Linked DNA regions of Mus musculus: all the other regions are linked to region 4. The links are chromatin loops, found by intact Hi-C in ENCODE. Cell type or tissue: heart. All regions are shown on one strand. Region 1 has its middle 4.5 kb from the start of Smndc1. Region 2 holds the start of Adra2a (adrenergic receptor, alpha 2a). Region 3 overlaps Tectb (tectorin beta). Region 4 holds the start of Bbip1 (BBSome interacting protein 1). Region 5 overlaps Rbm20 (RNA binding motif protein 20). Region 6 overlaps Shoc2 (Shoc2, leucine rich repeat scaffold protein).

The links. A loop is a pair of places that touch in the nucleus more often than their neighbours do. Peaks named below come from ENCODE experiments on the same cell type or tissue, not always from the same donor. Only the 100,000 strongest peaks of a DNase experiment are listed, where the experiment ranks them.
Region 1: a loop joins it to region 4, with 5 times the contacts of the local background. A loop is called at or near these places in 5 of 42 quality-filtered maps.
Region 2: it touches region 4 in a loop (2.5-fold over the local background); 4 of 42 quality-filtered maps call a loop at or near these places.
Region 3: it touches region 4 in a loop (2.7-fold over the local background); 6 of 42 quality-filtered maps call a loop at or near these places.
Region 5: it touches region 4 in a loop (2.4-fold over the local background); 3 of 42 quality-filtered maps call a loop at or near these places.
Region 6: it touches region 4 in a loop (2.5-fold over the local background); 3 of 42 quality-filtered maps call a loop at or near these places.

Annotation. Positions count from the first base shown.
Region 1 is chr19:53,392,595-53,397,594 of GRCm38, reverse strand. No RefSeq gene overlaps it. Among named protein-coding and RNA genes, the nearest start is that of Smndc1, 4.5 kb to the right of the region's middle. In heart, a CTCF peak has its summit at 2,812 (motif pointing left); a DNase peak (open chromatin) is centred at 2,914; H3K27ac peaks cover 467 bases.
Region 2 is chr19:54,041,687-54,046,686 of GRCm38, reverse strand. It overlaps Adra2a (adrenergic receptor, alpha 2a), which reads right to left and starts at 1,428. Exons shown (of 1, transcript NM_007417.5): 1 at 1-1,428. The coding sequence starts at 472. In heart, a CTCF peak has its summit at 2,099 (motif pointing left); DNase peaks (open chromatin) are centred at 1,676 and 1,996; H3K4me3 peaks cover 2,226 bases; H3K27ac peaks cover 734 bases; H3K27me3 peaks cover 1,364 bases.
Region 3 is chr19:55,196,209-55,201,208 of GRCm38, reverse strand. Tectb (tectorin beta) reads right to left here. Exons shown (of 10, transcript NM_009348.4): 10 at 4,896-5,000. Gucy2g (guanylate cyclase 2g) reads left to right here. Exons shown (of 21, transcript NM_001081076.3): 20 at 1,654-1,745; 21 at 2,421-3,110. The coding sequence ends at 2,525. Among named protein-coding and RNA genes, the nearest start is that of Mir6715, 6.0 kb to the right of the region's middle. In heart, a CTCF peak has its summit at 2,677 (motif pointing right); no DNase peak of the experiment used is centred here; H3K4me3 peaks cover 407 bases; H3K27ac peaks cover 404 bases; H3K27me3 peaks cover 478 bases.
Region 4 is chr19:53,942,503-53,947,502 of GRCm38, reverse strand. It overlaps Bbip1 (BBSome interacting protein 1), which reads left to right and starts at 2,876. Exons shown (of 4, transcript NM_001195338.1): 1 at 2,876-3,347; 2 at 3,924-4,037. It overlaps Shoc2 (Shoc2, leucine rich repeat scaffold protein), which reads right to left and starts at 2,627. Exons shown (of 9, transcript NM_019658.6): 1 at 2,490-2,627. In heart, CTCF peaks have their summits at 2,872 and 3,966; DNase peaks (open chromatin) are centred at 1,952, 2,852 and 3,362; H3K4me3 peaks cover 3,614 bases; H3K27ac peaks cover 2,633 bases.
Region 5 is chr19:53,836,826-53,841,825 of GRCm38, reverse strand. It overlaps Rbm20 (RNA binding motif protein 20), which reads right to left. Exons shown (of 14, transcript NM_001170847.1): 8 at 768-847. Among named protein-coding and RNA genes, the nearest start is that of Gm16299, 14 kb to the right of the region's middle. In heart, a CTCF peak has its summit at 2,883; DNase peaks (open chromatin) are centred at 1,737 and 2,705.
Region 6 is chr19:54,025,351-54,030,350 of GRCm38, reverse strand. It overlaps Shoc2 (Shoc2, leucine rich repeat scaffold protein), which reads right to left. Exons shown (of 9, transcript NM_019658.6): 5 at 3,813-4,001; 6 at 2,511-2,633; 7 at 745-882; 8 at 373-490. Among named protein-coding and RNA genes, the nearest start is that of Adra2a, 17 kb to the left of the region's middle. In heart, no CTCF peak of the experiment used is centred here; no DNase peak of the experiment used is centred here.

The DNA.
Region 1 (5,000 bases), 550 kb after region 4:
GTGGTCATATGTGGTAGCCCATGCCTATAATCCTAGCACTTGGGAGACGAGGACCAAATATTCAAGACTAGCTTGGTCTATATAATAAAACTGTGTTAAAATATTATATATTATTTGTAATGCTTTATTGTAGCTGCTTGTATTCTAATGCCAATTATGTTCCCCCCTAAGATGTTTGCATGTAGCTTCTGGAAACCTGCCTACAGTTGGTTCTGATAAACATGCCACCAGCCAACAGAGGACAGACAGGGGATTTTAGGCTTCCCCAGCATGGGGCCTGGGGGAAGGAGGAGGAAGGAGAAGGGAGATCAGCTATGCTGGGAGTGTACCATGCCTGAGAAGAGTGGAGAACAGAGAGGCGTAACCCCCATGTGAAGGAGCTCGGAATTATCAGTGGGAGGTAGTGGAGGTTAGGCTGTAGCCCAGCTACTGTGTTGTTTAAAGTATATTAAAATATAAAGGCTGGGTGTGGTAACGCACGCCTTTAATCCCAGCACTTGGGAGGCAGAGGCAGGCGGATTTCTGAGTTTGAGGCCAGCCTGGTCTACAAAGTGAGTTCCAGGACAGCCAGGGCTATACGGAGAAACCCTGTCTCAAAAAAAACCAAAAAAAAAAGGCTGCGTGTGTGTGTGTGTGTGTGTGTGTGTGCCTTTCATTTGGGAACATAAACCATTGAGGCAGGTAGTAAACCCACCATCAGGGTTTATTAATTTAAGAAAATTACTACATTTTGTAGCCTATAATGTCTTCAAATAGAATTTATTACATGATAGTAATATTTAAAATAACAATAGAGCTATCCAAGAACAATACACAAAAGAAAAAAATAGATCATCACTAACATCAGAAACAACAAAAGTCCATCCATAGCTGTTGCATCTGTTGCTTATAGACTGCTAAGGGCAGTTAGTTGATTTACATCAACTTATTAGATGAGAGTACAGGGGAATGTGACATTTTCATATTCTTCTACCATGTGTGACACACAGAAGGAAAGTGACTTGACCCTGGTTATTTTATAAGTCACGAGGAAAGATGGCAAATGAACATGGCTTCCTATGAACCAACCTAAAGACCACCAGGCACTCACAACACACACAGCTTCCTGGCTCGGTTGCATTCTTTTTTAACTTTAACCCCAGGAAAACATGATGGAAGGGGGGTGTCTCTCACAACTTCTTTTTTTTTTTTAAAGATGTTTCTTTACTCATATGAGTGGGGGCATGTGCCCTCAGGTGCAGGTGCTTGAGTAGGCCATAAGAGAACATCAGGGAATTATAGATGCTTGTGAGCTGCCCAACATGGGTACAAGGGAACTGAACTCAGGTCCTCTCCAAGAGAGATATGACACTTGACTGCTGGGCCATCCCTCCAGCCCAAGTGTCTTAGGGCTTTACTGCTGTAAACAGACAGCATGACCAAGAGCTCTTCTTATAAAGACAACATTTAATTGGGCCTGACTTACAGGTTCAGTCCAGTATCATCAAGGTGGGAGCATGGCAGCATCCAGGTAGGCATGGTTCAGGAGTAGCCGAGAGTTCTACATCTTCATCTGAAGGCTGCTAGTAGAATACTGACTTCCAGGCAGCTAGGATGAGGGTCTTAAAGCCTGCACCCACAGTGATACACCTACTCCAACAAGGCCACACCTTCTAATGGTGCCACTGCCTGGGCAGAGCATTCAAACCATCACGTCAAGCTTTCACCGGTTCTAACGTGTTTCCTCTGTGACAAAACTTACATCAGAGGCTGTCTTGCTTCCTGTGGCGACTATGGTCTACTGCCCACATTTGTCTTCAGAGTAAATGGCTTGAGTTTCCTAGCAGCAGGAGCACTGGCTCTTCACAGGAGCAGTCCATTAACTGGCTGATCTGGCTGATGGATTAGGAGTGGATGAGGGCTACCCCAGAGCTAGAGGTCCTTCTATGGAATTGCTTAGCGCTCCCAGAGCAACTGTCACCCCTCACCCTCCAGGGCTCACTCTCCAATGACCTGAAACAGAACTCTGAGTGAAAAACCCCATCAGGACCACAGAGAACCTCTCAGGAGCAGTGGTTACAGAAGATGAGACTGGTACTATGAAAGTATCTATTAAATAAATGTATTAGGGTCTCAAAGTAAGCCACGTGTCCTGTGTATATTTTAACAAGCCAAAGTTGTGAACCATATATGGTGGTCTGAAGGTTTAATGGTTGTCTTAGTTAGGGTTTTACTGCTGTGAATAGATACCACGACCAAAGAAACTACATTTAGTTTGGGTCGGCTTACAGGTTCAGAGATTCAGTCCATTATCATCAAGGTGGGAACATGGCAGGGTCCAGGCAGGCATGGTGCAGGCGGAGCTGAGAGTTCTATATCTTCATCTGAAGGCTGCTATGAGGGGACTCCCTTCCAGGCAGCTAGGATGAGGGTTTTAAAGCCCACACCCACAGTGACACACCTACTCCAACAGGGCCACACCTTCTAATAGTGCCATTCTCTGGGCCAGGCATACTCACACCACCACAATGGTTTAATGAAAGAATTCATCAAGCACATTGAAAGATCACAACAACAATCTGTAATCTGTAATAAACTGCAGTCAGGGCTGACTGTAGACGTGTGTAATCCTGCATTTATTTGGTTACTCACTTTTTATTAGTACTAGCCATGGTTAGTATGCGCATTTATTTTTTCCTTCCTCCAACTTCCCCCAAACTTCCCTTTGGCAAAGTTTCTACACTTTTGCCATCATTTAAAAAAAGAAAAAAAAAAAAAAAAAAAAAAAATCAGGCATCAGATGAAGCCTGGATCCTGACTGCCACCTAGTGGAAGTTTTGAATATTAATGCATCTAGTAATTGTTTTCAGTAAAATGTCTAAATATGGCCACATCAAGTTAAGAGCTACTGGTCAAGCCGGGCGTGGTGGCACACGCCTTTAATCCCAGCACTTGGGAGTCAGAGATAGGCGGATTTCTGAGTTCGAGGCCAGCCTGGTCTACAGAGTGAGTTCCAGGACAGCCAAGCTACACAGAGAAACCCTGTCTCGAAAAACCAAAAAAAAAAAAAAAAGAGCTACTGGTCTTGAATGTGTGAAACTGTAAAGCTCATTTTGATTTTTGAAAATATAGGCGTTGCTAAGGTCTTGCTATTATCTCGAGAGACTGCTTAGTACAGTGGATCTCAGCCTTCCTAATGCTGTGACCCTTTAATACAGTCCCTCTGGTAGTGACCCCCACCCCCTGACCAGAGATACTGAGGACCAGCCTCAGCTTGGGAGAGAGGGTCCTGAGGAAGGGATGTTTGGGAGCTGTGGAAGAAATGACTTGGAGTGTGCCATGGATGCAAGCTGATTCTCTTTGGAGATAGCTCTCTCTTGCACACTAAAGCCCAGTCTCTTATTTTACATAAGCTACTTTCTTAAGAATTGCATCTCAATCCAATCATTTACTCCAGGTTCCCTTTTGATTGGCCCATGAATCAGCATTTTATGACCTTAGCCCCTTGACTCAAAAGACAGGGCTGCATGGCTGAAGCTGCTTAGTTCTGCTGCTTGCCTTTGTCTCCTGGGATTAAAGGTGTGTACCACCCTGCCTGGGCCTAAGCTTTTCATGGTCACTGTTCCTCAAGATCTGGGTCAAAAGCCTGTATCCTTCAGCCTTAAGACCTGGATCATAAGTGTGCCCTCCATTTCTGGATTGTAGTTCATTCCAGGTAAGAGGATTCCCTCAGGAGCTGTGCTGCAAAGGAGCACAGTAAATCCACTTCCTTTTCTTTTATTTGGCTTTATGTGCACTAGTGTTTTATTTGCATGTATGTCAGTGTGAGAGTATGAGGTCCCCTGAAATTGGAGTTACAGGTGTGAGCTGCCATGTGGTTGCTGGGAATTGAACCTGGGTCCTCTGGAATACCAGCCAGTGCTCTTAACTGCAGACTAAGCCATTTCTCCAGCACTAGTAACTCCACTTTTAAAGACCATTTTAAGGAGGTGGTTAGGAGTACCGATTGCTCTCCTGCAGTACCAGGCTTTGATTCCCAGCACTCACAAGATGGCCTACAACCATCTGTAATTCCAGTCCCAGAAGGTCCTATGCCCTTTCGGCATCCATGAGCACTGCATTTATGTGGTGCAGACACTTGCAGGCAGAACACTTGTACATATAAAATAAAGGCTAAAAAAAAAATCTGAAACCATCCTAAATAATTCCTTCTACTAAGTACTCACACTTTTCTACCTAGCCTTCAAAGGGCTCCGAGTGCCCACTGCCTTCCCCACATCTTCCCTGCGGTCTGGCCCACCCTTCTGCTGTCCTCTGTTTCTGAGGACCACATATGTATTTGTACTCTCACCTTCTGTCTGTACTTACTAAGCAATCGCCCAGCATTTTCCTCCAGTCTCCTCCCATCGTTGCCAACACGTGTGCACAGGGACACATGGGAGGGGCAAACCTACTCCATCTTAAAGCAGAAAGAGCCTGAGTGCTTGACTTACAGCTGAACCTAAGCCACACCCAAGTACCAGGAAGGACCCCACGGCTTGTCCTTGGCCCGTACCCCAGAGTTACTCCCTAGCTACTTCCTAGCAACAGCCAGTCAAGATTAGTCTGATTGTTTGCGATGTACTTTCAGACCCTCTGTGATTGTTCATGGTTTTGCTTCAGAGCACCCACCTGTCAGCTTACAATAGTTATTCAGTGAGATGCTTGGCAGGCTGTAACCCCTCTCACTTGCTCGACATTTCCTATAAAACCTTGTCCCACTGAGGGCTTAAGGCTGCTTCACCCTCTGGTCCTACTGTGACAGGGTCTGCAGTGAGTGAGCCAGAACTGGAGCTTGAATGAGAGACCCTAGTGCAACTGCATTGGAGTCGGCTCCTTGGTGGTCTTTTGGGACACATGCACACACATACATGTGCATACACATGCACACAGGCATGAAACCATTCGAAATCTATTTTGCAAGGCTATAAGTAATTTCTCCATATTTTCATTTTGAAAATTATCAAAATGAAATTACAGGG
Region 2 (5,000 bases), 99 kb before region 4:
GGTTGTACTCGATGGCCTGCGTGATGGACCAGTAGCGGTCAAGGCTGATGGCGCACAGGTGCACTATGGACGACGTGCAAAAGAGCACGTCGAGAGCCAAATAGATCTCACACCACACCTTACCAAAGTACCAGTAACCCATAACCTCGTTGGCCAAAGAAAAGGGAATGACCAGCGTGGCCACCAGGATGTCCGCTGAGGCCAGGGACACCAGGAAGAGGTTTTGGGGAGCTTTGAGCGCGCGACTGGTGAACACCGCGATAATAACCAGCACGTTGCCAAATACTGTGAACAGCATGAGCAGGCCAGCCAGGCAAACCAGCGTCAGTGTCACCTGCAGGGAGTAAGGGGTGGCTCGGGTGCCGCCTCCGGGCGCTTCGGTCCCGTTCCAGCTGCTGTTGCCGGCATCCGGCTGCAGTGAGCCCATGGGCGCAAAGCTGCCCTCGGCCAGCGGCTGCTCCTGGCGGAACATGAACGCGGGTGCTGGTTCTCGTGGGCCTGCTGCCAGCTGCCTTCCGGCCCCGCGTCCGTGGGTCCTCCTCTTCCTCCGGTGCGGGGTTCGTCCCGCCGCGCCTCACATAAGGAAGAGGGCCGCAGGGAGCTCGGGCCCAAGCTGGGGACCGCTAGTGGTCCATGGACTGGAGCCCGCGAACTGGCACCGGTTCGTCCTTCCGACGCTCCGGGTGGGTGCTTTCTCTCTCCCAGCTCCTCAAACACAGCCAAGTTTTATTTCTAAGCGGCAGGATCGAGTAGGGCCAGCTGGTGGTTAGAGATTTTATTCTTCAAGAAAAGAGAAAAGAAATTATCGGTGGCCTGATGATTTGGAAAGATGTCAGAAATTTATACAAATGCATTTAGCTAGTCATCTATACCTTGATTCTTAAGCTGAGCGAAAGCATGAAGTCTTACCCCAAGAGGCAGCGGAGGGGTGTTGGTGTGGGCTCGGAGTCCTAGGTCTGTCTTCTTATACCCTCGAAGAGATTTCCAACTCCGTCGCTACCCTCCAGGCGGGGTGGCGAGGGCTGGGCCGGACCTCCGGCGAAGGCGCGGACTCTGCCTCCTCTAGGAGCCCCACGGGACTTCCAAAGTTGTGCGCTCTGCTGGGGCTGGGACTCTGTACACAGAGCTCGGGGGCGGCGGCGGTGGGGTGAAGGGTGTGGGGGCCGCATGAAGCCGCACCCCCACCACCACCACCTCGGTCCTCAGGGCCAAGCTAGGTGAGCGACCGGCTCTCCAGGAGCCGCGGCGGAGCCAAGGGTGGCTGCTAGCCGCGATCTGGGTGGGCGCTGAGCGCCACAGACCCGGCGGGGGTCGGAGGGCCGCGTGAGTTTTCGCAGGACCGCAGGACTTGGAGCTGGAGGCGCTGGGTGGCTGGGCGGTGTGCGCCGGCTGCTGGGCGTCTGCACGGAAGCGGGAGCCGAGGCTGCTCCGCCGCTCTACGCTGGACTGGTTTTATAGCCCCAGGATGAAGCCGGCGTTGCCGAGCAGCCGGCGTCAGCCCCCACGTGGGAAGTCGACCCTCCTCCGCCCCTCGCGCCTCCCCTCCTTAGGTCTAGAGCCCGCACCCGAGTCGGACCCGGGAGAGCGCTGCCTCTGGGACCCGGCTTTTGGAAAGACGGGTACAGGGAGCGAGGGGCAATAAGAGAGAGCCTAAGGAGTGGGGAGCGGCCCCTGCTGGGAGTTGGCCGTTCGGCTACTAGCTGGCCCAGGAGACAGTAGCAGGCGCCCAGCGGTACACCGATCTAGCTGGGTTTTAGCAGAAGAGGGTGCCAGGGTGCTGGGACCCGAATTAGGAGATGCAGAGTGGCATAAGAGTCGCTGGCGAGCAGCCCCGCCCCAGGTCAAGCGCAGGTGCTTCTGGTGACTGGGATGAAAGGGATCCCGGAGAGGTAAGCGTGTGCGGGTTCCTAAGGAACCACTGGAGCGGAATGGACCAGCATCCACGAGAGCAGACCAGGCCGGAGTTATCCATACTTAGGGAAGAGAAGGCCTCCTATCCTAGCAGCTGCCGGGACTCTCAAGGCCTGGACTCTGCACTGCGCCCCTTTGAAAGGCGGTGGGGAAGGGTCCTGGAGGGGTAGGCCCTGAGCCATGACAGAACGAGAGCGCACTGACACCTGCTGGCCGCTGGTCGTCACGGCTGGAAAGCGACTTAAGGGCTCCAGGCTCCTCTGGAGTCCTTTCCTCCATTTTTCTCCTATCTTGGGGGCAAGTTTGGACTAAGCTGGGGCGGCGGGGGTGGGGGGGGGGGAGGGGACACGGACAGATTTCAAACTGCACTATGTCATGATGCAGAAATCTTCAGGTTGTATAGATCTACCTCTGATGAGAGTAAGGCTCGGAACCTTCTACAGATGTGAGAGTCCTGGATCTTCCTCTCTGCTTGCCTGGCTTTAAACTACTGGGAACCGTTAAGCATTAGTTGAGGCACAGCTACTTTATGAAGAGCGCCATGACATTATAGGTAGATGTAAGCCTTACGCTGTTTTAATCAGTACCTACTGTGTGCACGAATTAAAGTATTACACTGAACTCCACAAATGTATAGGATTATTATGTGTTTGTCAAAAAGGGGTTTCTGATTATGGAAATAGAAAAGTTAACTATCCTGACTTGGTCATTACATACTGTGTGTAATATTGAATTAACATACAGTATCTTACACATCTGTACAATTAAACGTGAAAGAAAAACATCTTATTAGACTCTATCCCCACTTACATGGCCTTTTCTCCTACACCCCCAATACACAGATAAGTACACACATCTGCACAGCATCTGTCGGTGAGGGCAGGGTGCTAGCCAAGAAAGAAAGGGTGTTTTCTATGTTCTCTCTCTGGTGAGAAAGGTAGGAGCTTGGCAGTAGATGGCAAGGTTTCTAAGCACTCAGGCAGGAGTATCTGTCGCACCAGATACACTGTGCCATCCGAACTCTTTCTTCAGACGAGCAGCAGGAAGATCACGGAGAACCAGAGAGCACAGAATGTCAACAGGGTACACACGAGACCTAAGAAAGCATCTGTCATACTTCAGAGATCACTACACCTAAATGTCACACTCAGTCATCCAAGCCAGGGTCCAAGGTCCGAGCAGATCTGAGCCGATGTCTCCCTGGACATCAACGTGCAGGCTCGGGTCTGGCTGAGGACCGCGGGCTACATGAATGACCCTGACCATCAGTCTCAACCCCGACTACTCGCTCAGTATTTGATGGTGCGAGTGAGTACATCTCAGATGTCTCATTTGAATTCAGCACCTTTACCCTGCAACCCTTCCCTGGTGGACAGCCTCTGCTCCCACGCATCATGGTAAGAAGTCCTCAGAGTCTCAAGAAAACCAAGATGGCTGTCTGTCCCCTCTCTGTTGAGACTCTTATTCCCTGTCTTAACCCTCTGCTCCGAGCCTCTTGGCAGGAGCAGGGCCATTGCCAGTGTGTTCATTTGCAAAGGTGACTGAAAGTGGTGAGCAGGGACTGAATTATGTGAAGATTTTTGAAAAGCCAATGAAAGCTACGAAGAATGAGCTCAAGTTGAGAACTGCAGCCCTGAATCTCAGATATGCAGTTTTAGAATGGTACCACTGACCTCACGGGAGCTGAGGCAGAGCATACATTGGATGTTGTCATTGATGGCCTGAGGGAGATTTGCCTCTGGACTTACCCATGAAGGTCTATAGCTATTAGGAAAAAAATAAATAGCAAAATACCACTTCTTAGCACTGAACATAGGTCAGCCACAGTGCTAAGCAGTTTATAAGCTATACATTACTTTGTCTAAGCTTTTGCTTATATAATTGGGGAAATATAAGGTCAGCAAGGTTAAGTATACATTGCCAGCCATTTATTGGACCATGTTTCTTGAATGTAAGCCCAAGAAATTTTCCACCACCCCCCAGCAACTGGGAGGCTCTGTCTTCTGGACACTGGCAAAGGCCCATCCAGAGACTAAAGACAGATGTAGCTCAGAGCAGAGTGCCTACCCAGCATGGACAAAGCCTTGGCTTCAGTCCTCATTACCACTGCATAGGCTGAGCAGGACCATACACGGGAAATACAGGCATGGCGGTCACAAGTCATCCTGTTACATAACGACTTTGATCCTTTTGGGAGGAAGAAAGGGTGCTGGGAAGAGCCCCTCTATCCCACTTTCTCCTCCAACTGTGACTAATACAGCAGAGCACATAACGAGGTACGACGTGTACCTCGATCGGCTTCTGCTACAGCACTCTATGGGAGACTGAACATTTTTCATGCTCTCTCTCTGCTATAGAGCATGAAGAGATGAGAACCCCTTCCTCTCCTGGGTATCAGTATTAGCTTGAATAAATTGCTCTTCAGGCCTACCCACTCACATATGCTGGGCTCATCTTTTAATCCTTGAGCATCCCTGAAGAGGGATGCTTACAAATCACATTTCTCAAGGCAGAGATGTCTAGTTTTCATGAGGCCCTGGGCTCTACCTGCAACGTCACAAAATATTTCTGGGTCAGACTCCTTGAGAATACCAGTTTACTAGTATTAGAGTGGGGTCTTGGTACTTACATTTTAAACACACACACACACACACACACACACACACCTCTATAAATGTTCGTGAGATGAAATGAATTCCCCATCTGACTGAGCTGTCAACAAAACAGGCACACAAGCAGACAGCCAAGACGGCTAATACTTCAGCCCCAAGTCAGGATTCAGCTATGCTAACTAATCCATGGATATAGGTATAAGACTGCAATGGTTTGAATGAAAACCGCCCCCAAGGGTTCACAGGGAGTGACACTATTAGGTGTGGCCTTGTTGGAGGAAGTGTGTCACTGGGGGTGGGCTTTGAAGTTTCAGAAACTCAAGGTAGGCCACTCTCTCTTTAGATCTGGATGTAGAGCTCTCAACTACTTCTCCAGCACCAAGTCTGCCTGCACGCCGCCATGCTTCCTTCCATGACAACAATGGACTAAACTTCTGAACTGCAAGCCAGCCCCAGTTAAGCGTTTTCCTTTATAAG
Region 3 (5,000 bases), 1.3 Mb before region 4:
TATTGCTTGATATATACATGTGTGTGTGTGTGTGTGTGTGTGTGTGTGTATGTGTGTGTGTGTATGTTTGTGTGTATGTGTGTGTGAGTTTCTGTTGTCCGCCTTGCCTCTGAGGGTATAGGAACTCTGCTGCATAGATGATACACAGAGATGCTAGACTGTATTTAACCCTATATCCCGCTGTTGGGTGCTGGACTACTCAGGGGTTGGAAAAATGCAGCCTAAGATGTGGGAGGCTGAAGATGGGCTTCCCTGACTACTGGGTGTCCATTTGCTGCTGGAAACCATGCAGAGGGGCTGGGAATGAAGGGTAGGAGGTCCATGGGCCTGTGATGAGGAGCCCTGGGCTGGGGGTTCCCAAACTACTGGACATCCAGGCACTGGGTCACAGGGAGTTGGGAACGGAGGAGGCCCCTGGAGCTGGTGCTGGGGGAATGGGCTCCAGCGTAGCTAAGCAGTGACAAGTCCAGGGATGCAGAGGGGCTTCTGTGGGGGACTTAGATGGCACAGCTCTGTAGATGATGAAGGTTTCTCCCATGCTCCCCAAGGCGGTTCTTGATGAAAGAGACAGCCCTTGGGTCCAAACCGTTTATTGATTGTTCATCGTGGAAATGGGTGCATACCACCTCCTCATGGTGGACCAGAAATTAAATATCTTTTGCAGGAAGGAATGTCCTGGAAAGGAAGCTTATTGGCTAAACCCTCAGGGTCTCTAGATAACTCATCAGCATGGAGAACTCTGTCCTCATCTATGAGACCATAGGTCATAGAGAGTGTGGTCACGTGATCCTGATCAGAAGTGAGTGGAGTGCCAAGGGTCCGCTGGTGAGAGGTTCCAGGGCTTCCAACCTGCTCAGCCTTACCAAGTTTCCTGGCATGGTCTATTGCCCTTGCGCGCGCGTGCGCGCGTGCATGTGTGTGTGCGTGCGTGCCTGTGTGTGTGTGTGTGTGTGTGTGTGTGTGTGTGTGTGTGAAGGAAAGGTTTACAGTTTACAATAGATCAGGAAGCTGGCTGCCTAGGCAGGTTTCAGAATTGTCTCTACTTGCACCTTTGGTTATGGTAACATTTTCAGGAACACGTCTTCAGTTCATCCCAGGAAGAGGAAGAAGCCCAGTGAGCCTCCGTTCATGGGGATCTTCAGCTTGCAGTCTGAGCTGGTTCTCTGTTCCTAAACCAACCACTAATCCATAAGTATCTTACCAATTTACTAATGCCTGGGTAGCTTAACGTCCCAACCTACCTATGTGTCCCAGACACTGGCTATAATTTGTACTTTAAATTTGTCTATCTGTCTGTCTGTCTATCTATCTATCTATCTATCTATCTATCTATCTATCTATCTATCATCTATCTTCATACACACACACACACACACACACACACACACCTGCCTATCTACCTATCTGAAAAGGGTCTGACTAAATCTCAGGCTAGCCTGGAACTCACGATGTAGTTAAAACGGGTCTTGACCTCCAGCTCCATCATCCTCTGCTTCCCATGGGCTGGGATTAGGATACCCAGCCTCGTGCTTTGTTTTATGAGAAGTTATAGAAAACAAGGAATGAAGTAATGTTGGTCCCTTCTCTAAAGAAGCCCTGCCCACCGACTCCCCCAGTGATGATGGCGACTAGCCAATGTCTGATTTCTGGCAGCTCTCCGGATTCACGTTTCCCAGAGCACCGCAGGAGCTCTTCTAGCAGCAGGGGGGTACCATCTGCAAAAGAGAGGCACCATTTCAGTCAAGGTAAGGCTGGGTTGACCCTTTCTCACCTTCCCAGTCTGTGTCCTTGATAGACACTGGCTGTCTGGGTAGGAGTGGAAACCTAGGAAAGAGTGGAACAGGGAAGGCTGCGCTGTAGCTCAGCAGGGGAGTGCTTGCCTAGCAAGTATGAGGGGCTAGGTTCATCCCCCAGGACTGCCAGAGATAGGAGCCTTGGAAAGGGATCTGGAGAGAAGAGAGTGACATCAACTCTCTGGTGCAGCTGCACGGTGCCCTCCAGCAGGCAGAGAGAGGACCTCTGCACTGCAGACCTTCTTGGGATGGTGCCCCATCCCTATTGGTGGTCTCACCGGATGACTTAGCTGTGCATATGGAGAATGGGCGTGGTAGCAATGCTGAACGGACTCTATGTACACCTGTGTGTGAGATGCTTTCCTCAGTCCCCAAGTCACTGAAAATTCAGATTTTATTATACTTTGAGAATCTGGGGGTTGGGGTGCAATGGACTTTACTCTCTGCAGGCCTTTCCACAGAAGAACATGGCTGAAGGTCCATGAACTCACCAGGATTTCATATTTCAAGTCTTACTTCTCTAAAAGAGATGGGTCCTGCTGCCTATCCAAGCAAGCCAGACCCAGCAGGGCTTCCCTGTCGGCTGCTCTTCTCTTGCTCACCAGACACCTCCTTCCCTTCCTGCAGGGCAAGGGAGAACAGACGACCTTCTGGCTGAAAGGCAAAGATGGCTTCCCTGTCCCACTCCCTGAGTTTACGGAGGAAGAAGCTAAAGTTTCAGAAATATTGTGAGGTTCTCTCAAGATGTTTGTAGAGCCCCACTAATGTCTGTGGGTGTCCTTCGGGGGCAGGGGGTGGGGGGGACAACAATGACGATGAATGCATCCAACATTCCTTTGAACAGTTGTAGCTCTGTGTCAATGAATCAATGACCCGCCACTAGATGGTGCTGTCTGACTGGTGTCTCATTCTGTCCCAACCTTTGCTCCCAGACCCCCCAGCTATTGTGCAGTTGGAAGAGGTGGCTGTAGGGAACTCACTTCCAGGCATGGCCAGTCATAGAGGCTTTTAGCCTCACAACTAGTGTCATTAGTCCATCATGCCTTACTCTTTCTTGCGACACTTATTTCTTTGCCCCAGCCTATATGGTTGCTAGCGAATGAATGCAGAGAATATTCGTATACCATGCAGCTCTCAAGACTTTTTGTTCTGTTGCAACACCAAAGAATGAAGAGGCAAGACCCAATGAGAGCAGTTAGATTTTCTTTGTTGCTGGCATGCTCTGTGGAGATACTTTTGAGTACTCTATTGAGAAACAAACTACCTTTTGTTTTCTTGGGGAGCTTTCATGCGAATATTTATAAAAAAATGCTTGATATAATTCTTGCTGTTCTTCATAACCAAGGAAAGACTTCCCAGTATTAGCCCATCTTCAGAACCACCCTTGAGTGTTCCCCTCGTTTCTTCCCTGAGATACAGGACTGATTTCTCTGACCTTCAGACAATCCTCTCCTTGGCAAAGTTCTGGCAAGAGGCTCTGTTTCCCCCCAGTCTTCAGCATTAAGGGATGACCATCTTAGATGGCCAACTAGGAGGAGGGAAGACAGCATTTACATAGGGAGTTTCTCCCCCTCCAGCATGGAGACAATGGGCGAGTCCATCTTCCTGTTGAACTCAATTCCTACCTTCTTCCCTTGTTGAGCACCATGGCTTCTTGTTCTAAATACTTTGTTCCATCATTAAAGAAAACAAATCATAATAACTTATGCAGCTCTTAGACCAGCCCCATGACATACATACATCTGTCTGTCCACCCACCCATCTGTCCATCCGTCTACCCACCCGCCCATCTATCCCCCTAACCTCCATCTACCTATCATTCTATTCAACCATCTATTTATCCATATACCAATCCATTTACTTACCCACTCATCCATCCATCCATCCATCCATCCATCCATCCATCCATCCATCATCCATCCACCCATCCATCCATACACACACACCCATCCACCCACTATCCATCCATCCATCCATCCATCCATCCATCCATCCATCCATTTGTCTGAGAATTTTATGGACTTTAGGAACATGTGTTTTTACTCTGCTAGCTGACGCACTGGAAGTGAAGAGAATTTGAACTTTCTTTCATCTTTATCTTGCAGTTTAGTTGGAAGGAGACATTTTTAAAAAGCAATAACGCAACATTAAGGACTAGTAGAGCTATAAACAAAACAATGAAGCAACCACATAATCTAATATCGTGATATTAAAAGGGCATTAGAAAATTCTATTCGGTTCCAGAGATGGGGTTGAATAAGGTAATTGTTTATTATATTATTATTATTATTATTTGTATCAAAGATGTACATTTGCTTATGGCCCTAGCCCATCTGCTTGCCTAAATTATATGCCAATAACAGACTTTGTTAAATCTAGCCTCATTTAATATTATAACATAAACATTTGATATCCAGACTTGTACATCACACAAAACACAATAAAAATACAAACACAGATATCTGCATGCGCACCTGTATTCTTACACACACACACACACACACACACACACACACACACACACACACACACACCCCACTGGATATATATACACATGGAAGAGGAGAAGAAGAGAGTGAGTAGGGGAGAGAGACAGAAAGGGACAGGGTTTTATGGCTAGGAGCAGTTTCCTCAAATCTGTATCTAGTGTTGTGTGTATGAACCAAGGATGCCTAAGGCAATATGTATCTTTCTTTTCTCTGGATACATGTTTCATGTTTAGTACAAGTTAGAATTCACAGCAGACATTACACCGAGGGTGCTTTCTCTTAATCCCTCACAGAATCCTAAGGCAGAAAGGGTAACTAAACCCCGTGTGGGGCTACCAGTTAACTAAACTGAACACATCTCTTCACTCACAGGAGAGTGGACTCCTGCAGGCAGGGCTCGACCCAGGTGATTCTAACCCCCACCCCTCCAATGTTAGCCATGCAAGATGGCTACCTCCTTTACCTCTCGTCTGTAGACTACTGTAGTATTGGAGTGTTTGAAGTACAAACGATTGAAAGTTTGTGGGATTCTTGGAGTCTATGAAGTCTCAAAACCTTTGGGGGAACACTGGGATTGTCTTCTCTCATAACATACGAACACTGTAAACTGTGGTCACAGGTTACTTACTCCAGACATTTTATTTAGTCCATAGCACCAGGTTGAGATACAAGACCATACATCAGGATCAAACATTGTTTTTAGTCTGACAGCCAAAGA
Region 4 (5,000 bases):
CAGCAGCCACCCTGAGGTTAGCTCATATAGAATAGAATAGTGACTAGCTAGAAGAGGGAAAGCCATCGTCCTGAGACACATAAAGAACAGCTATCGATTGATTGATTGATTGATTGATTGATCAATCGCAGGACTAGGAAAATCAAACCCAGGGAATTGTACATGTTATGTAAACACTCTACTACTGAGCTACACCCTCAACCCAATGTGATAATATGTTAAATGAATTTCTACAAGCACATCAAAAATCATAATTTTCCTGTTCCTATTTAAAAATAAAGTACCTCAAATTTATGACTGGTTTGAAGTTCACATGCTGACTTATGATCTATACTTGCCACAATTACCAAAAACAGTTCTGATCTAATTTCTGATTATGACATCTAAGAAAAACAAAGTAAAATGTAATCCAGGTTGGAAATACTAATGTCTCTCTTTATACCATCTTTCAATACATACTAACTTCTGAGTAATGAAAGAAAAACACTGAGAATATCATAAAGGAAATGCCAAATGTGACAAATATAGTTTCTTCAGAAACTTAAGCATCAGGGATAAATGTACTTGGCTAGAGTGAGGTCAAGACTAACTTCAAACTGAGATTGCAAGAGTGTGATTTCATGTTACTTTTTTTTTTTTTTGGTTTTTAGAGACAGGGTTTCTCTGTATAGCCCTGGCTGTCCTGGAACTCACTTTGTAGACTAGGCTGGCCTCGAACTCAGAAATCCGCCTGCCTCTGCCTCCTGAGTGCTGGGATTAAAGGGGTGTGCCACTACGCCCGGAATATCATGTTACCTTTAAGTTACATTTAGTCCTTTAAAAGGTAGAAACCTTAAACAAAACCCTTTATTTCTGTCTCTTTTACTTTGCAAATGCATACTCAAACTAAAATAAAAATACTTTATGTCTTAATAAGTTTGGAAGACTTCTCACTGAGAAAGTTTTGAGTGTGCAGCCTAAACCCGTGGTGGTGAATGACTGACGAACGTACGCATTTAGGTAGTTTATCTTTAACTCTCATATGAAAAATAAAAACATTTGAAGAATTCAAATATAGTTGCAATTTAATTTGTAGAGTTGGTGAACATTACAAATTGTGAATAGCTAAACCTCTAAGTTTCTTCAAATACATAGCAAAGAACAGTTACAAAGGCAATGCCAGGGAGGGGTGACTGAAGGAATGAGTGTACTAGTAAACGCAGGTCTTTAAAAATCAAACATCTTTGTCAGGGCTGATGACTTACACACAAAAACACTTGCTTGCACAAGTCTACCATTCGATTCTGAAAAACAGCTAAGTTTTTGATTCGGCAATCCTTCCGGGTAGATGCTAGAACTTCTGACATCCACAAAGAGTGTACGCGATTACACCGGTGTAAGCTCCCAGATTAACCATCCTGCTGCAGACCAATGTACCACACAGTCCACATTTGCAAGCTGATTTTTTACTTCCCTTGAGTCCTCAAAAATACTTGTGGGGATAGGTCGCAAAACAGGGTTTCCTCTTTTATTTTCATCACCTTCATAATGATACAAACCAATGGGAAGAAAATCGAATCTCCCAAATGTAAAGGTGAGATGAGATGAAAAAAAAAAAAAAAAAAAAAAAAACACACCCCAAAAGCATCTTCTTTCCGATTCCCAAATAGACAAGCAATTCCACCTGTTTGTAAACCCCCCACTTGCACTGTTAACACAAACCTCTGCGGAGAGGGACGGGGGAGCGAGGGGAGAGGGAGAGAGAGAGAGAGGCGGGCGAATTACTGCTTTGGAGTCCTTATTCTTCTACCTAGGCATGGGGGAGGGGATGGTACAAAACAATGGATACCGAGGGGCTAGGGGGAAAATCTTTTTGCCCTGCAGCCTCCTGCGTTCCGAGCTGGGGGCGGGGAGTTACACTACTTTTCCTCCAGCCCTCAAAGCCGACACGGAGATTGCCACCAGGCGTGTTTAGCAGGGCGGTCTCTGCGGCCACAACTCCTTTCACTCGGCAACACACCCAACGCCGAACCCACCACTCGTCCCGCAGGGTCTGCGAGGAGGAGACCGCTCAGCGCCGAGGACTTTGGGGTGGAGGCGCAGAGACCCCACCCCACAGCCCTACGGCCGCGCCCGCCCTCCCGCCCGCCCGCCCGCCCGGCGCCAAGCGTCCTCGCGACCCGGGCAGCCCCGCAGTCCCGGCCGGGAGGCGCCGAGAGACCGGAGCAGCCGGAGCGCGACTGACTCGCCGCCCCGGGCCCGCGCCCGCGCCCCGGCGCTGTCCCGGCCGCCCGCTCCGCAGTAGGCCCGGCCCGGCGCTGTCAGGGGGCAGCCTGCCGCTCCCCGTGTCCCGCCCGCCGGCCCCGCGCGGGCAGCGGCTCCGAGGCTCCGGCGCCCCGGGCCGTGGCACCCCGGAAAGCGGCCGCGGCGCCTCCCAGGGCCCCGACCCCTCAGGCCTCGCCCCGGCTCCGGCGGCTCGCGCCTGTCAGGACGTGTGGGCCTCCCCTTACCGACGGCCGGCCGGGCCCCCCGACAGGCAGGAAAGCAGAGAACCGGCCCACGGGCGCTCCTGTGCCGCTCCCGCCCCAGGCTGCCGTCCGGAGCCCGGACTCCACCATCCCTGCTCACCTCCTTCCTCCTCCTCGTCCTCCGCTCCCCGAGCGACGCTCCCCTGCCACCGCCCCCCCGCCCCTCCCCCACTCGCCCCGCCCCTCCACACACTCTGGCTCCAATCGCCCCGCCCCAGCCCCCTTGAGCGAGCCTGGGCATTCGCTAGGGAGGAGGGATGGGCGGAGCCAGAGCAAAAGCAGTCACCCAATCAGAGGGAAACCTTGGCGCCAGCTTCCCTGTCCCCGCCCTTTTCCTTTCCTCCGCGGCAGTGCGCGGTCTCCCGCCCACTGGGCGCCGCTGGCTAGCTCCGCCACAGAGAAAAGCCTCCAGCCGGGTAGAGAAACGACTCCCAGTCGGAAGTTACGGTTGAAGCCCAGGCAGCCATAATTGATGATGGCAGGAGGCGTTTCCTGTCACCCGTTTGACGTACGTTTTTCCTGCTTTTGGTTCCCCGTTACCCCAGGCAACAGCAGAGCGGTCTGGAAAGGGATGCACCTGTAAGTATACTTACGGAGGATGTGCACACACACAGTCCACACTGGGCGAGTTAATTCGCGATCGGGAACTGCCGGTTTGCTTGCCAGACCCTTTACGGAGCCCCTGATCGCTTACCTAGAACTACAGTTTAGGGCTTCAAAACTCCCTCGCACCGGAAGTTGCGCTTGCACTTCCTAGTAGGGTCATGGCCAGGAGGTGGGAGTAGCCGGACCCCGCCTGCGCCCCAGGGGGTGCCTCCTCTCCCAGAGCTGACGAGTGAGGTAAGTGTCCCTGACGCCCTACAGCAGGGCCGGCCAGGCCGGATGAACCGCAGGGAGGGAGCTGGGAGAAGACTAAGCGGAGGCCCCGGGCCGCTTCCGCTGGCAGAGGGTTTCCTTTCCGGCTGGTGGGGCGGTGGCCAGCCTTCCCTCCGCCCCTCTGAGGTTCCCTGTAGGGCGAGGCAGCCGGATCGGCCGCCGGGCGAGGCCAGGCCCGCAGTCCCTAGGTCTGCACAGTGGGGCACGGTGCACGCCTCCTCGAGTTCCTGTCGAGTACAGTACTTTCACTCCCTGGCCTTTAGAAACTCCAAATTTTGGGAACCAAAGAAACCGGTTTCCACCCCAGCTATCAAAGAAAAAGATGACTTCCCTGAGCCAACCCGCAAAGCAAAACCTTCCCTTTCATCTTTGATTTTTCTTCCCTTTCTGTCCTGCCTCCCCTTTCTGAGCTCTATGTAAGCTTCAACTAGAAGTCTGGGTTAGGGTATATTGAAGTAGTTAGTCCTGGGTGTTTACGATTGTGAATATCCTTTTAAAGGACATTTTAAAAATATTTAAAATGCTTTATGTGTCTCCAAGACATTGTCTCATGTAGTTCCTTCTGTGGACGTTTGGAGTCAAGAAGTCAATCGTTCTGATAACTACAGATTGGATTCCTAAAGGTGCAAGAAAAAAAAAAAGAACAATTTTCAGGTAAATTGAAATATGCTTATACCTAACCAAACGAAAATTAAAGTACAAATCTACCTTCTCTACCTATGTTCCAGAAAAAAAAATGAAGTAATCCTGTTCTCCTGAGGTTTACTGTTGTAGTCAGCTGTCACCTTTTGTGATGTGTGTCCATTTACCTGCTTGGTAATTGTTAAGATTCTGCTATGTACACATTTCTTTCCTATTCATATTCCAACTTTAGTACTATCTAGAAGTCATTTATAGGTCTGCAGTTAGGCAGACCCTAACATAAATTTGCTAAGAATTTCGAAGTTGAGAATCTGCAGAATACAGTATTCTTACAACCAAGAAAAGTGGCAATTTTGTAAAACAGAATACAGAGAATATATAAATCAAACTCCTGTCAAAGTTTTGTATTATACATGGACATTGCCACCTTAGAACTTTAGATCGTCTTCCCCTCTGCGACACTGACATTTTTAAGAAGTCATCACAGAGGTATTGTTGGAAAGGGATTCCTTTTCTTATTTCATGCAAACCAGAAGTTAGACTGGAGGCCTGACTGACTGTGTAAGTACTGGGTTCTCAGACGCAGCTCCATGTGCCGGCGCCTCCTGTCACTAGTAGAGTCCATCCCACCTGTCAAGCTGAGGGTTTGGCTTTGATTTGCCTCTGTGTGTAGAGTATTTCATAGTGCTCTAGGCTGGCAGTATAGACTGTCTCCCTTTAATAAATGTTGCTACTTTGCCTATGCTTTAAGCTGATGCAATGAAATCTACAGCAGAGTATACTGATGTCAGCATAGTTTCTTGAGTTTCAAGTCCTGGCACCCTGCAGACTGCTGTTGAAAGATGTATAGCTCTGTAATTCAAATATGTGAATCTTGATGTTATCTTGGCAGATACCAAGGTAACTATTGTCCATCTGGCCACAGTCCAATTTAGGCAATGGTATTTTCTCCCTGAAATTCTTCTGTAAGACCTC
Region 5 (5,000 bases), 110 kb after region 4:
TCAGTAAAATGTAAACTTGCTCCAGGAGCCAATATCAACTCTCTGTTCCCTGTTGTCTTCTCTAACCAGGGAGGGATAGGCAAGAGAAATCCCAGCATTTCCCATGTCCCTGTCTAACCTGAGCAGCTCTTCTGGGCTACAATGGTACCACTCATCTGAACAGGGATAAGTAGAGGCTAGAAGGCCGGGTTGATGGGTCAGGGCTAAGGGTAGAACATGTTACAATTCAAATCTCTCCTGCTGAATAAATTCAGCTCAACTTGACACAGACTAGAGTCATCTCAGAGAAGGGAACCCTAGTGGAAAAAATACCTCATAAGATCAGCCTGCAAGCAAACCTGTTGAGCTGTTTTGTTTTGTTTTGTTTTTTAAAATTTGTGATGGATGTGGGAGGGTCCAGGCAACTGTAGGTAGAGCCTCCTCTGGGCTGGTGACCCTGGGCTCTACAAAAAAAAGCAGACTGAGCAAGCCATGGGGACCAAGTCAGTAAACAACACCCCTCCATGGCCTCTGCATTATTTCCTGCCTCCAAATTCCTGCCCTGTTAATGAGTTCTTGCCCTGTTAACGAGTTCTTGCCCTAGCCACTTTGGCTGATAAACTCTTACAGATAAGTGTGAGTGAAATAAACCTGTTCCTCCCTAAATGGCTTTCAGTGATGGTGTTTCACTGCAGCAATAGAAACCCTAACTAAGACACCCCTCGAAGAACAAGAAGCTAGAAGGTGTTTTAACCTCCAGGCCTCTGACCTAAGACCCAGAGCCTCACCTGTCAGCTTCCCGGAGCATGTCCCTCTCCCTCTGGGAATGGATGTCTTGGATGATAGCAGCCACATTTTTCCCAGGTTTCTAGGTAAAGTCAAAGAGATCATTAGACAACACCGCAAGCATCAGCTATGACCTGCCTTGTTCGATGCCAGTCCATCAAAGGGGGAAATGATGCATTCTGCGGGAAAGATAAAAGGGTTGATCCAAAAGATAAGGAGCATGAACATAATGAACACCAGGGTAGGGTTGAGGGTCCAGAGAATAAGGCATGTGAGTTATATCTTAATAAAGCAGATATTCAAAAAAACCCTAAAAACTCTCAATCATCCATGCCAAATGTTGCTAGACCACTTTACTAAGAAGCTCAATCAACTGTTCTTTTGCTCTTTACTTCTTTCTATGTAACTTACAATGACCTCCAGAGCCATCCAGACACCAGAGAGCATCATGTATCTTATTCTGAGAAACCCAGGTCAAGTGGACAGAGACTACAATTCTGCGCTCTCAGCAAGGCATGACTGCTGTTTTGCTAAGGTCTGGGGGACGGGGGAGGCATCTAGTAAAGCTAAGAATGGAGGACGGCCTGCAGGGACACGGGGAAAGGACAGAAAATGTTCAAGCCATGGAGGGGTCACCATCAGATCATGACACAAAGGAAAGGACAAAGAGAAGACAGTGACTCTGATCCTGAGCCGTGAAAAAGCGAGGACCCACACCCAGGGATTCAGCATTGGCTGGGTGATCTACCCCAAAGAGTACTTCACACCTCGGGCAGATAGTCTTTATTATATTCAGCAGAAAATTATAAGCTTATGCAATGTCACATACAAGTAACCAGGCTACCCAGAATATGTCTTGTCAACTCTCCACAAGCCTCGGGATGAGGCCAAGGCTGGGCTAGGGCTGAGAAGAAAGCTCCTGCCCAGAACGTGTCGCTCACCCTAGACAGAGCTGCAGTAGTCTTTCTGCCTTCCCTTTGAAGTTGGCTGCTGCTTTCTGCAGCTAACGCATGACAGACAATGGAGCCAGGGAACACTGAAGGAGCTGCCAGGATCAATCAAATCTATGTGGCAAGACATGTGTCATGCAGGAGGCCAATGCCAGGCTTCAAGTCTGTGGCTTATACTGGAACAGTGGAAGCAGGGCAGAAGCTAAAGAATATGCCCCCATACCGGGCAACCTTTCGGAACTCAGTACAATTCCCAGAGTGAGTTGAAAAAGGCTTTATTTAGTAAAAGGATTCTTAGAGGTTGATGTATTCTACTTTTCTGGAACTTAATGCCTTCCCGGTTGCTCCTTTCAAACCCAGGAAAGAAGAAGAAGGTAACCTTGTGAGACAGCAGGCAAGAGGTGACTGGGTAACCAGTGTCAGGGACAGAGGCATCCAGCGAATGGATCACCAAGAGCTTCTCTCCTCCAGAGTGAAGGTGTCCCAATGCTGTCATTATGCCAGAAAAGCGGAGGTAAAAAATAACAAAATCAGACTATGACGAAGTTTGGGGTACCTTGTTATTATAGGAAAATTTGAATATGCAACAATGACGAATGAATGCATACTGAATCTGCCTAATCTTGAGGCATGTGTTCTGACCTCCTTTTCTCAACCTTCAAAATCTATGTTGGAGCAAATCTCAGATGTTGCATCTCTCCCTCTGTTTTATGAGGACAGTGAAGCCAATCAACAGCCATCTAGTACACCAGGCAGTTTTCTCTCTCAGTACAGCGTGCTGCTCCTAAAACAGGGTGAGTGTCTAAACTCGAATCTTCTACATGAGTCTGCAATCCATCCAAACCAGGCTCTGTCGACGCAGGCCCAGTTGTTTCTGACACAGCTGGGTTTCCCAGCCTGTAGGCCTCTTTTCATTTGGTTTCTTCCTGGAAACACCCTCTCTGTACAGCTAATTCTCCCACCCTACAAACCAATCAAACCGCAGCCTTCCGCTGGCCACAGAAACCGGTTCGGGGATGGGCACATGTGCTGAAGTAGTCTAACGAGAACAATGGCCAGATGTTTTGTGGGAGCTACAGGAGAAAGTCTGGCTCTCTCTTCTGTGGGAGACGGGACCTGGAATCTGAAGGTAGAGCTGAAGAGGGCTGCCATGCCATCTAGAGGAGAGAGCCCGGGTCTGCTAAAGGCTGTCCCGCCAAGCACAGAGAAAACAAAGCCGTAGACAGCAGAAAGCAGAGAGCAGAGAACATCATGTTGATGATGTCATTTGGGTCCCCACAGTCGGTTGCTCCTTCACTTTGCATTCACCGGAGCCAAGGAACCCTTTCTGTCACCTACATCAACAGGCTGGATTACCACAAGCCTCTGTTACATGCAGAGAGAGTCTGGGCTGATTCATGTCAGGGTGCGGGATATAAAGCCCATTACTACACACTTGGAATATGCTGATGGTCACAGCGACCTAGAGGGACATTATGACAACATGAGGAGCAGAAAACCCACACCAAAGGTCAGAAAACAGTACGTTCTAGGTCTTTGCCACTAAAAGTGCACTCTTATGACCAGGAGGGACAGCATCTGCTGGAGCCTTGGTAGAAATGCAAAAATCACAGCCTTGTCCAGACCTGCAGGATCCCTGGTGACTTGCACGTACCCTGAACTTGGAGAGGCTGTCTGTACACTCCCTGGTGACTTGCACGTACCCTGAACTTGGAGAGGCTGTCTGCACACTCCCTGGTGACTTGCACGTACCCTGAACTTGGAGAGGCTGTCTGCACACTCCCTGGTGACTTGCATGTACCCTGAACTTGGAGAGGCTGTCTGCACACTCCCTGGTGACTTGCACGTACCCTGAACTTGGAGAGGCTGTCACGTACCCTGAACTTGGAGAGGCTGTCTGCACACTCCCTGGTGACTTGCACGTACCCTGAACTTGGAGAGGCTGTCTGCACACTCCCTGGTGACTTGCACGTACCCTGAACTTGGAGAGTCTGTCTGCACACTCCCTGGTGACTTGCACGTACCCTGAACTTGGAGAGGCTGTCTGCACACTCCCTGGTGACTTGCACGTACCCTGAACTTGGAGAGGCTGTCTGCACACTCTTTACAGTGTCCTGCCTGGGGGGACTGTGAACAAAAAACGACCTGAGTTCTCTCTGCCTTTTTTGTTTTGTTTTCATGTGGAAAACCTAATACTGCAATATTTAAAAAGATAACCATATTTGGTGCAAACCCAGTGTAGTCTCCGGGTTTGTTTGTTTGCTGTTTGTTGTCAATGTTTGTGTTTTGTTTGTTGGTTTATTTGTTTCGTTGTTGGTGTTATTGAGACAGGGTCTCACTGGGTATCCCTGGCTGGCTTGGAACTCACAAAAACAAGGCCAGCCTGGTCTTGAATGTATAGAAGTTTACCTGTCTTTACCTCTCCAGTGCTGGGGTTAAAGGCAAGCACCACCACACCCAGCCAACAGTCTTGGGTTTCATCATGGATCATCCAGTAACTATGATCTTGGACAAGCTGGGGAACTTCTACTAGACTCGGTATGTTCATCTGTAAAATTAAGATTACAATACCTGTCTGGCAGGACTGACGTCAAGATTAAAGTAGATAATGTATGGAAAGTGCTTAATACATTACTTGCCTCAGAGTAGCAGGACTCAATTAAAGGTATATATTATGGTGTACTCTTGTAATTACTATGATTATGCATCCTGCACACCTCACAGGATAGTGATTGTCAGACTGGAAAGAAAATGCATGGGAAAAAAAAATTTAAGCCAAAGAGCTCATGTATACTCTGACCTGATCTCAGAACCAAGGTTCACAGAGGTTAAGCAAGTCAGCTCAAAGCAGAGAGGGGTGGAGCCTAGGATGGTGTGATCATTTTCCAACAAAGCGTCACCTTTGTTGGTCCTGTTTTTATATCCCTCCTCCCATCCAGTGAAGCTCTTCACACACTTGTTCCTTCCATGCTCATGGTGTCAGCTCAGCTGCTCACCCACAGTGTGACTCAGTGACCATCTGCTGGATGCCTGGTGCTGCATGACATCTTTAACCGGAACTCCCATCACCTTAACTGTCTCCTTCTGCAGAGTGTTACTAGGCCTTGGTACTTCAAGGAACTACTGTTGTTCGTCCTAATTAGAACCTTATAACACTTCATCTGGAAGCCCAAGCTGCACTGGGAAACTCAGTGCAGAAATTTCATTCCAGCCCCTGGGGGAAAACGGGAACTGGCTAGGTACAGAACAGGGTGGGGCCTTTCTTCTGTCTGATGCTTTAATTAC
Region 6 (5,000 bases), 83 kb before region 4:
TGCCTCAAGTGCCAGCACTGCTACTATAAATAAGATCTGAGCGAGAAGGACAACGGAACCACAAGTGTCCTCTCAGCACAGACACTGCCAATTTAACTCAGGCCCATGGAACTGTTAAGTTTGGAAGAACAGAAAATAATTTTGAAAAAAAGAAACATTTGTTTATAAATTGAGATTTATTAAGCCTATGGACAACATTCTAAACCATTCTCAAATACAGTATTAATTTTAACAACTCATGAGTAAAACCACTAGCTCTCCATTAAAAGTCCTGAGCTCGCTTTAACTGAACTGCAAAGCAGTGTATTTTCCAACCTATCTGTTTGACAGCACGGGCTCAGCCAGCAGTGTGCCGCACCCTCAGGTTCCTACCGATTTCCTCAGGAAGGTGAGTGAGCAGGTTCTCTCCAAGACCAAGGTGCGTGAGGTTGGTAAGGTGACCGATGCCTCTGGGAAGCGTGCTCAACTGGTTGTTTGTCAAGACTAATTTCTAAAAGATAACAAAACAAAAAAGTTACACATGCATTTTCTTCAACTGATGTGTACTTAAATTGATGTATCTAATGAATGCAATCAATTAAGTAAACTGCATTGAGTAGGACTTGCTTATTATTTGTTAGGAGGACAAATGCAGATAGTCTAGTTCACGTTCATATAAGGACAATAAGACACAACTCTTTATTTCAAGAATTCTATTAAAATCTAAAGACAAACTGCATTTGGCCCTGGTCTGGCGAGCCTGACCTGCAGATCCTTGAGATACGCGATCTCATTGGGCAAGGACTCCAGCTTGTTCTCCTCCAGGTCCAGCTCTCGTAGCTTTCTGAGGTTCCCAAGGCCGTGGGGCAGCTTCTTTAGAAGGTTGTTCGATAAGATCAGAACCTAAATAGAGATGATTAACAACACTTTGTGACTCAAAACATTATATATGATATTATGTGGATTCAAGTTTATTAAGCAATGATAATTTCCAAAAATGAGTATTAACTATGTTATAACTAATATAACATTTTAAAACTAACAGTTACTACAAAAAGATTTTAATTCAGTTACTTAAAAACTAATGGAACCAAGAAATAATTTACTTTTAACTAAATGTTAAAAAGAAAAACAAAACTATGTGCCTTAAGATTAAAATATTTTGACGGCGAAAAATTATAAGTATTAATAAGGCCTGATTATTAATGAGAACCTGATTATTCAAAATTCCTTAAAATATTCACTTAAGGAAGGCAAGCAGCTGACTTACAACTGTCTAGATCAACCCACTGGAGTTACTCTTTAGACATCTCATTTCAATGCTCCTACAACCCCTAAAGGGCTGGGAAGAGCTGAGGAAGCTAAAGTCCTTTGTCGCAGAGAAGGCGTCATTCAGCATCAAAATGGGAGGCAACACTGGGAACCGAGATGGGAGAAAGAGTGGTAAATTGGAAGATGACATGACCTGGTCAAACAACCTTTCACAGGGTCGCGTATCAGATATTTTTAATATTACAACTCATAACAGTAGCAAAATTATAGTTATGAAGCAGCAATGAAAATAATTTTATGGTTGGAGGTCACCATGAGAGATTAAAGAGTCACAGTATTAGTAAGGTTAGAACTACCACATTATGATATAGTAAAATATAATTATTAAAAGTTCTTTAAAAATTTAAAATACCATATTTACTATCTTAGTAAGCTATTATTAAAGATAAAAACTTCACTGATCAAAGACAGTGGCAGTCATTCTTGACTAAAGATGGATCTTTAATTATAGAAAAAAGGGCTCTTTTAAAAGAAAAAAAAATGGAATGTTCCAGGCAAGACTCTAGGATTATACAGAGAGCTAGAAATGTGGACAGCACATTACCAACACACAGGGGAGGGATAGAATTAGGTTAAAGCCATGCAATAAACAGTCCTGAATGTCAATCTGAAGGCTCCATAATTATTGGCAATGCCATGTTTCCTAAAAGGAATTAAGGGGAAATGTTTTCAAGGTGCTGAATTGTAGATACCTCTCTCTTCAGAGACGCAGCGCTTAAATCTCGAAGCTTGTTAGGTGGAGATGGCTCAGCGCAGTCAAACACTTCACTTCCTAAAGAGGGCTGTGCATCTAATGACCTTTTCTAACTATAATCCTTACCCGATAGAAACAACCTTGACATTAACACAAAGCTTATAAGGTAGCTTGCAGGGTTTTGAGGCATCCTAAGTTATAATACCCAAAATTATCCTGTAAGCCCCATGCACCTAAGGAGCAGTAACTCCCTGGAATGTTGGGAGCTGTAGTTTTTTCATGGGAAGAGCAGTGGCTTATGAGTTTTCTCCATGAAAACCTCTACAGTTTGCTGTGTTTCAGGGACACTCCGCTGGGAAATTCCAGGGAGCGGTCCTGACCAAAACCCATCTCTTAGTCAGTATTTAATAGTTAATAAAGCTTGCTTCAAATTTGGCCCAAATGGTAGGGTTGTTTTTTCTCTGGCCTATCTCGGGATTTAAAAGTACTCATACTCTACACTCACCTCAAGGGAAACGAGACCAGACACATCCTCTGGGATCTTTGTGAGCTGATTAGTCGCTAAATTCAATTCTACCATACTGGTCCAAGTTCCAAAATCCAAAGGAAGTGATGTTAACTGATTGTCCTGGCAAAAATAAGAAGCATCCCAGGTAGACCGATAGACACAAACACACCATTTATGTTTCCCTTCGCAAAAAAATACTTAAACAGAACATCTTAGTCTCATTTTTTATTATCTAAATAAAAGAAGAAAACAGGAACAAAATGTACCAAAACAAACCACCACCACCACCACCAAAAACCTCCTGAACTTCCTAAGTTTTAATTAATTAGGCTTTTATTTTTAAGCACCTGTTATCACATGAACAGAATAAAAAATTTTATGTGGGTTTAAAGATTTTCTTGAGTTTAACCCTTTTACTTATATGCATCCAATGAGTTACCATGACAAAGTATAGAAACAAAGAAATCACAGATTAGACTGCTAAGGGTCACAATTATGGTAAATGGTTTGAAGACAAAAGGATGCAGTACACTATGACAGAACACTCTACCTGGATCTGAAGAAACCTAGATTTTCTGGATTCCTACCTTGATGCAGTCAAGATTAGATATGTTTCATTTCCCTTAGCTTCTATAATTTAGTTCACTACAAATTAAATCACAAGACTAATAATTTCCCACTTATTTTTCTCCCTCCACAGTCAATTTCATTAATAATGTGAAAGCTGCTCACAGTAGTGCATATGGACAGGCAAAGAACCTGAGAGTAACTCATCAGGCATTCCGACAGCCAAAGAGCAATGCAGTCTTAAAAGCTCAGCTCATTGTAATCACATAACACCTTAGAATTTAGCATAATAGCCAGCATATTTAAGGTAGCTTAAATGTGTGTGGGGAGGTATTTTTGCATACTTTATCTTTTACTTAACAAACTGAGAATACTGCAAAAGATATTTAACACTTAGTCTAAAGCATCAATTTTGGTGGTTCCATATTATTCCATTAGATATATTACTTTAAAAAATTAAACTTCCGGCATAAATTGGCATTTGTGAGGGATTATGGTTATACAATATATATCCTTACAGTTGCATTTCTACATACATCCATAATTGTTCTTTGAGGACAAACTGCTAAGGGTATGCTCAGTTTGAAGACATCGGTTATCTACTGAGATATTAAGGATGCTCTAGCATCTTTTAGATTTCATCAACAAGGCATTACCTCCTTTTCCTATGTAGGACAGAATAACATAAATGAGAATCACAGCATGTACACACACCACACACCAGATGCTTACCTTCATATTCAGCTTACTTAACACTTTAGCTCTGGAAAAAATTCCAAATGGGATTTTGTTGATTCGATTGTGTTCCATGTTGAGGGAATAAATGGTGGAAAACTGAGATGGACCTCCCACTGGATATAACTGGAAGCAATTTCTAGCTAAGGTCAAGCTATTCAATTTTACAAGACTGGATAAAAGACTCTGTAAAAACAAAATAAGTATAAGATTCAGAAGTGAACCAATACTCACTTTAAACAAAGCAGTAGCCCTCTAGGGAATAATGATAACCTGGTCAGGGTGTTTCTGTGACTATCTTCAGAGACAATCGTTAAACACCATTTAGAGTTTATAGCAAACAATAGCCAATACCAAATTAAATAGAGAAAAACTCAAAGCAATTGCACTAAAATGAGAAACAAGACAAGGTTGTCCACTCTCATCTACCTATTCAATATAGGACTTAAAAGTTCTAGCCAGAGCAATAAGATATCTGAAGAGATCAAGGGGATACAAATTGGAAACAAAGAAGTCAAGTTATCTTCATTTGTAGATGACACAATAGTATACATGCCGGACTCTAAAAATTCCACTAGGCAACTTCTATAGCTGATAAACATTTTCAGCAACGTGGGTAAATACAAGATGAACTCACAAAAATTAGTAGCCCTCCTGTACACAAATGACAAGTGGACTGAGAAAGAAATGAGGGAAACAACACCTTTCACAATAGCCCCCAATAATATAAAATATCTTAGGGTAACTCTAACCAAGTACACAAAGTCTTGTATGAAAAAAAACCTCAATTCTCTGAAGAAAGAAACTGAAGCTATCAGAAGATGGAAAGGTCTTCCATGCTCATGAATGAGTAGAAATCAACATAGTAAAATGACCATCCTAGCAAAAGCAATCTACAGATTCAATGCAATTCCCATCAAAATTCCAACACAATTCTTTACAGTCCTTGAAGGGACAATTTCCAAGTTCACGTGGAAAAGCAAAAAACCCAGAATAGCTAAAACAATCTTGTACAACAAAAGACCAGTCAGAGGTCTCACCAGTCCCAATTTCAGGTTGTACCACAGAGCTATAGTAACAGAAATCACACGGGGTTGGAATACAAATAGATACATTAATCAGTGGCATAGAACTGAAGACTCAGATATGAGTCCACACACCTATGGACACCTGATTTTTGGTAAA